Linked DNA regions of Homo sapiens: region 1 is linked to region 2. The links are chromatin contacts, found by Hi-C or POLR2A ChIA-PET in ENCODE. All regions are on one chromosome and are shown on one strand. The core of a region is the stretch at or near the end of the contact, and the rest is flanking DNA. Distances in the headings are between cores, read along the strand shown. Region 1 holds the start of SLF2 (SMC5/6 complex localization factor 2). Region 2 holds the start of ARHGAP19 (Rho GTPase activating protein 19).

What was found. A loop is a pair of places that touch in the nucleus more often than their neighbours do. ChIA-PET counts read pairs that join two places held with the same protein, here RNA polymerase II (POLR2A). Pooled maps may share reads with other maps.
Region 1: a loop to region 2 is called in a pooled map, with 19 times the contacts of the local background. The contact joins the promoter of SLF2 here to the promoter of ARHGAP19 in region 2. A Hi-C loop is called at or near these places in 1 of 37 single-sample maps with no recorded cell type and 6 of 50 pooled maps. POLR2A ChIA-PET finds 5 or more read pairs at or near these places in 1 of 52 experiments (naive thymus-derived CD4-positive, alpha-beta T cell).

Annotation. Positions count from the first base shown.
Region 1 is chr10:100,911,471-100,916,124 of GRCh38, forward strand. SLF2 (SMC5/6 complex localization factor 2) reads left to right here and starts at 1,493. Exons shown (of 20, transcript NM_018121.4): 1 at 1,493-1,780; 2 at 4,529-4,572. The coding sequence starts at 1,641. RefSeq lists a silencer at 1,013-1,282 and enhancers at 1,503-1,572, 1,593-1,642.
Region 2 is chr10:97,289,840-97,294,497 of GRCh38, forward strand. It overlaps ARHGAP19 (Rho GTPase activating protein 19), which reads right to left and starts at 2,798. Exons shown (of 12, transcript NM_032900.6): 1 at 2,733-2,798. The coding sequence starts at 2,788. It overlaps ARHGAP19-SLIT1 (ARHGAP19-SLIT1 readthrough (NMD candidate)), which reads right to left and starts at 2,834. Exons shown (of 15, transcript NR_037909.1): 1 at 2,733-2,834. RefSeq lists enhancers at 93-851, 1,610-2,368, 2,369-3,125 and a silencer at 2,470-2,519.

The sequences.
Region 1 (4,654 bases), core at 243-2,742, 3.6 Mb after region 2:
CTACTTTGCCAGCTTTTTGTCCACTTTATTCCTTATTAATTCTTCCTCCCGGGGACTAAAGGGGAAGGGAAAAGGAGGTGAACTTGGAGTCAGTCAGGCATGCTTAGTGACCAGAACAGTTCAATTTCGTTTTTTCTAAATTTTAATTAATTAATTTATTTTTGAGACAGGGTCTTGCTATGTTGCCCAGGCTAGTCTCCAACTCCCGGGCTCAAGCTATCCACCTGCCTTGGCCTCCCAAACTGCTGGGATTATAGATGTGAGCAACTGTATCAGGCCAATAGTTCAATTTCTATACAATAAACTTGAAAGACCCGTCCAAATTATTTTATATCATTTAAGATTTTTTTCCATCCAACTGATTAAATAACTCTGTCAATTAAAGCTTGGACATCTTGAAATTGATATTTTGGTTGTTAACAGTTATTGCAACAGTATTTGACCTGTCTCTGGAAGATTTTGTAAAGAAGTAAAATTCGCTGTAGGAATCTATCTGGGGAAGAAAGGGAACTATAATTTGCTCTGTACCTGTTACATGAGAGAATCTGAACTGTGCAGTGTACACTGTTTTATCCTTTTATGGTTTACAATTACCCAGAAAAGTGAGTAAAATGCCCGTTTTACAGATGTGGAGGCTGAGGTTCAGAGATACTGACCAGTCTCTCGGTTTATAAGGAAAACCATGGCTAACAGCCTCCAGAGCACAAGCCCTTTACAAAGGAGGGTTGGAGATTGCAGGCAGCTTTTACTTATCTATGCTGCCCACGCTTAACATGGAAAACTGAAAGCTGACCTTGTGTTCCTTTAAAAAATCTCCAAGGAAGTCGGCTGCAGAGACTTCATGGTAACTCATGAGAAACAAAATGCTTTTGTGGATTAACAACTGTCTTTATTCCAATGGAGTTTTTTGGGGGTTTTTTCTTCTTCTTAAAGACAAAAAAATAATCTACCGCTGACACTCAACAAGAACCGTCGTAGAATGGACAAGTCTTCGGATCGCGCTGTGCAGATCCCTCAGCAAATTGTGACAGTATTATGGCACTTTGGCCTAAGCTGTTAAAGAGACGATGTAATGAACAGCTGCGGATTTCTGAGGCACAATTGTGTGACACAGGAAGCCCAAGTGTTGGCCATCCTCAACGAAGGCAGCTGCCGGGCTCCGGTTTGCTTCAGCAAACCCTCACCCCTCGCCTTCAACCAGGCGGGTGTCGTCAGCTGTCCGCCAGCTGCTGCCCGCGCCTTTCCGCCCCCGCGCGCCGGCCAAGGCCGAGGCGGCCGGGACCAGAGGCGCGCGCCCTCAGTGCATGTGACGGGGTGGGAGGGGGAGGTTTCTTCCTCCCCCGTCCCCAAGCCCCGCCTTCTCCAGAGAGGCTGCGGCTTCCTATTGCGCCACCACCGAAATGACCACCGTGCCAGCCAATCAAGACGTGATTCATGAAGTAAGACCCGCCCCTTACTGGTCCCCAGGTTCCTTCCCGCTCACGCCGGAGTCACTTCCGAAGAGAGAACCGCCATGAAGAGAGAAGGGGGTGCCGCCCACCTCTGCTCCGACAGCCTCCCGGAGTCCCAGCAGCAAGACGGCAACCACGCACCCAACTTCTCCAGCCACGGCTCATGCCGCCGTCGCCAGCGGCGCCGACATGACAAGGCGCTGCATGCCCGCTAGGCCAGGTTTCCCCTCATCCCCAGCCCCGGGGTCGTCGCCCCCGCGCTGCCATCTGAGACCCGGTAGTACCGCCCATGCTGCAGCGGGAAAGAGAACAGAGAGTCCTGGGGACAGGTACCGTGCAGAGGGCTTGAGAAGGGGCCGGGTCGCGGGGGCAAGGGTATGAGGGGAGGGCTGCAGACCGCCGCTCTTCCAGTTCCCGCCATCCTCCGCGAGCTCAGGCGTTGGCATTTCGGGGCCTGGCAAATCCCCGCCCCGCCTCCGCGCAGGGGCTACTGGGAGTTGGAGTTTGCTTCTCTGTAGTTGGGCAGCTGCTCTTGGTCTAGTGACCACCAGCCTGGACAGCTACGGAGAACCCGCCTTAGGTAGAAAGAAAGTGATTTTTTTCCTTTGCAAGAGTTTGACCCGGGACCCTAACTGCTTAATGCATATTTAGATCGTTTTCTGTACGTTGTCAGTTCTACTGATCCTAGTGGTTTAGTAATATAAACCTTTTCTATGTTGTGGGTGAAATTATGTAACCTGTGATGAGGGAATCCCTTCCACGAATTACTTTGTAGTCCAGCGTGCACGCTAGTTCATACTTAAAAGAACTTGCAGATTTGGAATGTGACGTGTTTTCTCTTTCAGTAACTTCACGCCTCTCCAAGAGGCTAATTTTTTTGTAAAGATTTTGTGGGAGCTATGTAATGAGATGGGGAGTTTCATCTAATGACATCCTCTGACAATAAAACATGTTTAAATTCCCTACGAACTTGGTACTGTCTTTTATTTTAAGTTAAATTGTATTAAGTTTTAACAATATTCATGTTACTAATACTGTGGTACAGGCCCACAATCCCTTATCTTAACTCTGAAAGCCAGAAAGCTATGAAAACCAAAACGTTTTCAGTAAGTTTGGCACCACATCTTACTGGGCAGCCAGATCTGACTAAAACTAATGTAAGGCTGTTTGTGGTCTTTATCCCATTAAGTGTGAATATTCATGTTTTGCTGGAGAAATGTCAGTGGATTTGATTACAGGTTGCAGCACCAGACCCCACTGGGGACTTTCCATAATACATCCAAGTTATCCCCTTCCTAAAATCTGATAAATTCAGAATTCTAAAACACATTTGGCCCCAGAAGGTTCAGATAAGGGTTTGTGAAACTGTTATAATTGTGTGTGTGTGTGTGTTTTTTTTTAAGCCAGTTGTTAAATAAGCAGTGGACATTTTGTGTGCATATGAACTTAGAGAACCTACCTCTTGAAAGTTACATTCATGGTTATTTTACAGGTTTCTTGTATGTTTTACCCAAAATCATTTTTTCTCTTTCTGGTGTATTAATCAAAAAGGAGTCTGAGGTCCAATATTTTAGGGAAGAGATACAGTGTTACATTTAGTAAAATGCATTTAGAATTATCTTGTGTGCAACAAATGAGCTGCTTCTGGGTCCCTTCCCATCTCTCCTCAATCAATAACAAGATCAATAACAAGGTATCATCCTTCTTCCCTTTGCAGAACCTCCAACATTTACTCTGGTGGAGTTAATTTGCCTAGTATAATTTATGTAAACAAATGCATATATTCTTCCATAGCCCGTCACTCATATTCATCTCATAAGCACTTAGCTTTTATACCAGCATCTCAAACAAGCGTGATGGACTTGGTAAACCAGTAAAGATGTGCATTGCTCTTCTAATGTGACCAGTAAAGTGTACAAGAAGCTTAACCTTCAAGAAACTTGGATTGTTGGAATTTTCACTGAGCATTCCAACCTCATAGTGGATGAATGTTTAGGGAAATCAATAGTCTATAGCTTATTCTCTTTCAGTAAAATGATACATTTTAGCAAAATTTACCAGAAAGTTAATTTTTTGTTCAGCATATCATAACATCCCCTTTTTTGCAGCTGACAACTCTACAGTGAACAAATCAGAATACGAATTCTGGTAATGGATTCCTATTTCACTTTAGCATTATTGCCAATGTCAGAACTTGATTAGTTAAGCCAGATAATGAAATCCAGTCTTTACGGTACAGAAATTCTTAAAAATTAATTTGGTTTTTGTTATTCTTGTTAACTTTCTTCCTTTTCTCCTTGTGTTTTTCCCAAGCAATGTGTTATTTTTGTAACTATCTTAAGGATTCTTTGATAAAAAATTAAGAATTTGAAACTAGTTGTGACAACTCATTCTAATTTCTGCTGTTACTTAGATTAACATCTTAATGTATAAAGAGGGTAGCATAAGTTTGGTATTTTTCTTTTCTGCCCTTGTCCAGCAAACTCCTCTTCAACTGATTCCCTAGATCAGCCAAATCACCTGTATTGCCATTCTACCATCTACTGTTCTACTCTTGTTATGAGAGTCTGTTCAAGTTTTACTCCATTTTTATAATCCCCATTATTCATTTGGCATACATCTATTGAGTTTTTTTTTAGCTTGTTATTCTAAATTTTAAAACGCAGCTGTGCTTAGATACCAAGTAATTATTTTGTATCAATGTCTGCAGAGAACAAGTAGGTTCATATGCTGATACCCAAGATGTTGCATTCTACCATGTAGCCGTGAACATTTCAGTCTTAAGAAGCACTCTGTACTAATTCCTTGGGTCTACACACCAGTCTGACCTATTTAAGTACTATAAATAATATAAACCTCAGTTGTATTTTTATAAATGAACTCCTATAGGAAGTGATACGTTATATTTTCTGTTTTTTTAATGAACAGTTTAGCAAAGCATTGTTACCATTGTCAGAACTTTATTAAACCAAATAGTGAAATCCAGCCTTTATTTTATAAATCTTTCTCCATTTAATCTGAGTTATGAAGGTTTTAATATTTGCTTATATGATGCCATATTATGCTTTTATTTTCAGGAAGCAGTCAATTATAGATTTCTTCAAACCAGCTTCAAAACAAGGTATGTACACTGTTGATGCATTTTTTGTGGGCTATTTTGGGGGTGAGGAGAGAGACAGATTCAACTTTAAAACCTACTCTAA
Region 2 (4,658 bases), core at 1,548-4,047:
GGAGCCCTGTGTTAAAAAAAAAAAAAAGAAAGAAAGAAAGAAAAGAAAAAGAAAAGAAAAGAAAATAAATTCAAACTACTCTTGCTATGGAATAGTATTTTATTTGTCCTCAGATTTTCACCAAAATTTAGAAATTTTTAAAGAACTGGATGAAGGATGATCTAATCAAATGTATCAATCACCTCTACAGTTCCCGGGCAAAAAAAAAAAATGATCAACCATTTATAGGCAGCTTCAAGAGTGGAAAACTCGGGCAACCCCCTTTGGGTCCCCTCCCTTTGTATGGGAACTCTGTTTTCACTCTATTTCACTCTATTAAATCTTGCAACTGCACTCTTCTGGTCTATGTTTGTTATGGCTGGAGCTGAGCTTTTGCTCGCCCTCTACCACTGCTGTTTGCCGCTGTCGCAGACCCGCCGCTGACTCCCATCCCGCTGCTGACTCCCATCCCTCCGGATCTGGCAGGGTGTCTGCTGTGCTCCTGATCCAGTGAGACTCCCATTGCCACTCCCGATCGTGCTAAAGGCTTGCCATTGTTCCTGCATGGCTAAGTGCCTGGGTTCGTCCTAATCAAGTTGAACACCAGTCACTGGGTTCCACGGTTCTCTTCCGTGACCCACAGCTTCTAATAGAGCTGTAACACTCACCCCATGGCCCAAGATTCCATTCCTTGGAATCGGTGAGGCTGAGAACCCCAGGTCAGAGAACACTAGGCTTGCCACCATCCTGGAAGCGGCCCGCCATCATCTTAGAAGCGGCTGGCCACCATCTTGGGAGCTCTGTGAGCAAGGACCCCCGGTAACATTTTGGTGACCACGAAGGGGCATCCAAAGCGTTTGTCTCTTCCAGAATTGAAACTGTAAAACTACAAATCATTCTTCAAATGGAGCCCCAGATGCAGTCTATGACTAAGATCCACCGCGGACCCCTGGAACAGCCTGCTAGCCCATGCTCCGATGTTAATGACATCGAAGGCAACCCTCCCGAGGAAATCTCAACTGCACAACCCCTACTACGCCCCAATTCAGCAGGAAGCAGTTAGGGCGGTCATCGGCCAATCTCCCCAACAGCACTTGGGTTTTCCTGTTGAGAAGGGGGACTGAGAGACAGGACTAGCTGGATTTCCTAGGCCAACTAAGAATCCCTGAGCCTAGCTGGGAATGTGACCGCATCCACCTTTAAACACGGGGCTTGCAACTTAGCTCACACCCAACCAATCAGAGAGCTCACTAAAATGCTAATTAGGCAAAAACAGGAGGTAAAGAAATAGCCAATCATCTCTTGCCTGAGAGCACAGCGGGAGGGACAAGGATCAGGATATAAACCCAGGCATTAGAGCCAGCAACGGCCACCCACTTTGGGTCCCCTCCCTTTGTGTGGGAGCTGTGTTTTCACTCTATTTCACTCTATGAAATCTTGCAACTGCAAAACAAAAACAAAACAAAACAAAAAAGAGTGGAAAACTCTTCCATATCATATTTTATTTTATTTATTTATTTGAGACATAGTCTTGCTCTGTCACCCAGGGTGGAATGCAATGGCGCATCTGGGCTCACTGCAACCTCCGCCTCAACCTCCTGAGTAGCTGGGACTACAGGCGCCCGCCACCACACCCGGCTAATTATTGTATTTTTAGTAGAGACGGGCTTTCATCATGTTCGCCAGGCTGGTCTCGAACTCCTGATCTCAGGTGATCCGCTCCCCTCGGCTTCCCAAAGTGCTGGGATTACAGGCGTAAGCCACCATGCCCGGCCCCGTATGATATTTTAAATAACACACTCAACCACGCTCATCTGGGCTCAGGAAGAAGCCGAGTCACAAAGTTATTAGTTTCCCAAGATTCTTGGAATCTCTTATTCGGTACAAATGGAACCAAAAGACGCCAAACCGAAGTATTTTACTGAGTTACACTGAGGCAACGTAAATAAACTCAATCTATTGAATTACACCAAAAACAAAATTGTAATCAATTAAGACAACTTAGGTCTCAAGGCTAAGGCAACACCACCTCGAAATTCTCTCCTGAAAACGCTAAATCTCGGTGTGGCTGTTTAGGAAAGAACATCCTGTGGAAATAAAGTCATGATGTCCTGGACTACAGATCCCTCTCCCATCTGCTCCTTAGCTGTTCTACTAGGAAGAAGAAAATCTATTGCGTAGAGTTGTCATTATCGGCTAAACTCAGTGCTAGCTTTAAATGGATTGTCTTATTCAATCTTGACACTTGGAAATAGGCATCCTCACGTCCCTTTGCAGATGAAGAAACTGAAGTCGAGAGAGGTTTAAAAACTGGCCCAAGGACTCAACACTGTTTCTAATTGACACTCAAATCCTTGCTCGGACCTGAACGCACAAAGTGCCTCGGAGAAGATGTGAAGCGCTGTGTGCAACAGTGAGGAATTCGCTAACCAGCCCTGGACTTCCGTTTCCTCGCCATCAAGAGGTGTCTCGGCGCCAAAGCGATCAGCGCTGCCACCCCCAGCTGGACGTCTGCAGCCAGCGCAGCGGGAGGAGCCCCCTCGGGCACCGGCAGGACCGAGCGGGGGGTTTGGCTGGAGTCCAGCGCCCAGGCCCGACCCCCGCGCCTCAGCCCCCGCAGGCGCGACGATGAGAAACGCCGTGGGAGAAAGAAACAAAGCCCGAACCGTGCGCCTCCGTGACCCAAGGCAAAGGCGGCAGGACTACCAGCCCAAGGCCGCGTTTCCCAGGAAACTGGACCAAACTCAGCTCACCTCCGGCCGGATTCGCGGGCTGGCACCTCCCCTTCACTCTGTGCCTCAGTCGCCATCTTCGTCAGCAAACTTCTTTCACCGCCCCACCTTACGTCCCGCCCCCACATATTTGGATTGGCTAATATGTTTTCACCTCTTCCGTGCGATTGGATGACTCGACCGCCCCTCCTCAACCTGAACCGTTTAATATATTATTGGTCTATTCAAATGACTAACCGTCATTGGTCGTTCCCAGCCCTGGCGGAAAAAGAGGGAGGGGCGGGGAAGAAGACCCAGCCCCGAGGCCTGCCGGGAGTTGTAGTTTCTCATTTTGATGAACCCTTCCGATTCCACAGACCTTTAGGTTCAAGTCAGAAATCACCAGCCTATGCTCAAATTTTGTCCTGATATGTAAATCAGGGAATTATAGAACTGTCAACTTTGAAAGTGACTCATCACTTTCTAAAATGCAAGACTCCGTACCCTATATCTCAGCATCACACAATATACCCAGATAACAAACCAACTCATGTACCCCCTAAATTTAAAATAAAAGTTGAAAATAAATAATTTTTTTTTACAATTTTTTTAATTTTTTTTTTCTGTTGAGACAGGGTTTCACCATGTTGCCCAGGCTGGTCTCGAACCCCTGAGCTCAAGCAATCCTCCTATGTCAGCCTCCCAAAGTGCTGGGATTACAGGCATGAGGCACTGCACCCAGCCATAAATTAATTCATTTAATTTAATGTAATTTAATGCAAGACTCGTTCTCTGTCTTGACCCAGAGATAAATCCCTCAAGTGCAGGCAGGGAGTGGCAACCTAGAAGTACTTGCTTTTAAACGTATAGTTCAAAGCCTTCTTTCTTCAGATACTCAGCATAGCCCTAGCCATAGGTCATTTCTTTCTTCCTTTATTTCTTTCTTTTTTTTTTTTTTTTGAGATAAGGTCTCCCTCTGTCTCCCATGCTGGAGCACAGTACAATATTGCAGCATACCAACACACAGGGCAAATTTTTGTACTTTTTGTAGAGATGGGGTTTCACCCTGTTGGCCAGGCTGGAGTCGGTCATTTCTGCTTCAATACATTCACTCCCTTCCAACTTCCCAGAGAACCCACAGAGTTTGCCTTGTGATATGAACCATGGAACCAAAAGCTGCATGACTTTGTCCCAAACTAAACTTTAATCCTCAATGGTAGGAATAACCATAATTATCCTTGTCCTCCCTGCGGCACACACTTCTCCTAGGGATTAACTGAGGCAACATATGTGAGAACATTGTAAATTTTGAGCATTGTTGTTTTTTGTTTTTCCATATTGTTTTCCTATGCTGGACTTTTCTCGGGAATTTCTGTATTGATCCTTCTGATATCCTGCCACCTGGGGCTCTCCCTGCACTCTGCCTCCTTTTTACTAAACTGTACTGCACATGCTTCACTTTCTGAACTGTCTTAGGGCTTTTGCACATGTTGCTTTTTCTGGCTCGTCCATTTTTCCACTTTTTTGGCTTTCAGGTCGAAGCTTAAATGTCACTGGCTCAAAGATCTTCCATGACCCCCATTGTATAAATCAATTCCCTCAGTAAACTTTCACAAAGAACTCTGTACTATTCTTTCACAGTTCATATCACAACTCACAATTACATAGTCATTTGTGTGACTATTTATTTCATGTGAGGGTTCCCAGCTAGGCTTCCTGCCACAAGTGGGCAGAGACTATATTTATTTTGCTCCCCACAGTTTCTGGCACATAATGGCTGTCCAATAAATATTTTTGAAAAATATAAGCAAGTCCTCAAACTATTATATCCAAATAAAAAATCAAATCATATACTCTAATAGATTTTTTTCAATTGATGAATTAATACTAAAAGTTTGATAAGGGCTAGGCACAGTGGCCTACACCCATAATCCCATCACTTTTGGAGGCTGAGGCAGGAGGATCACC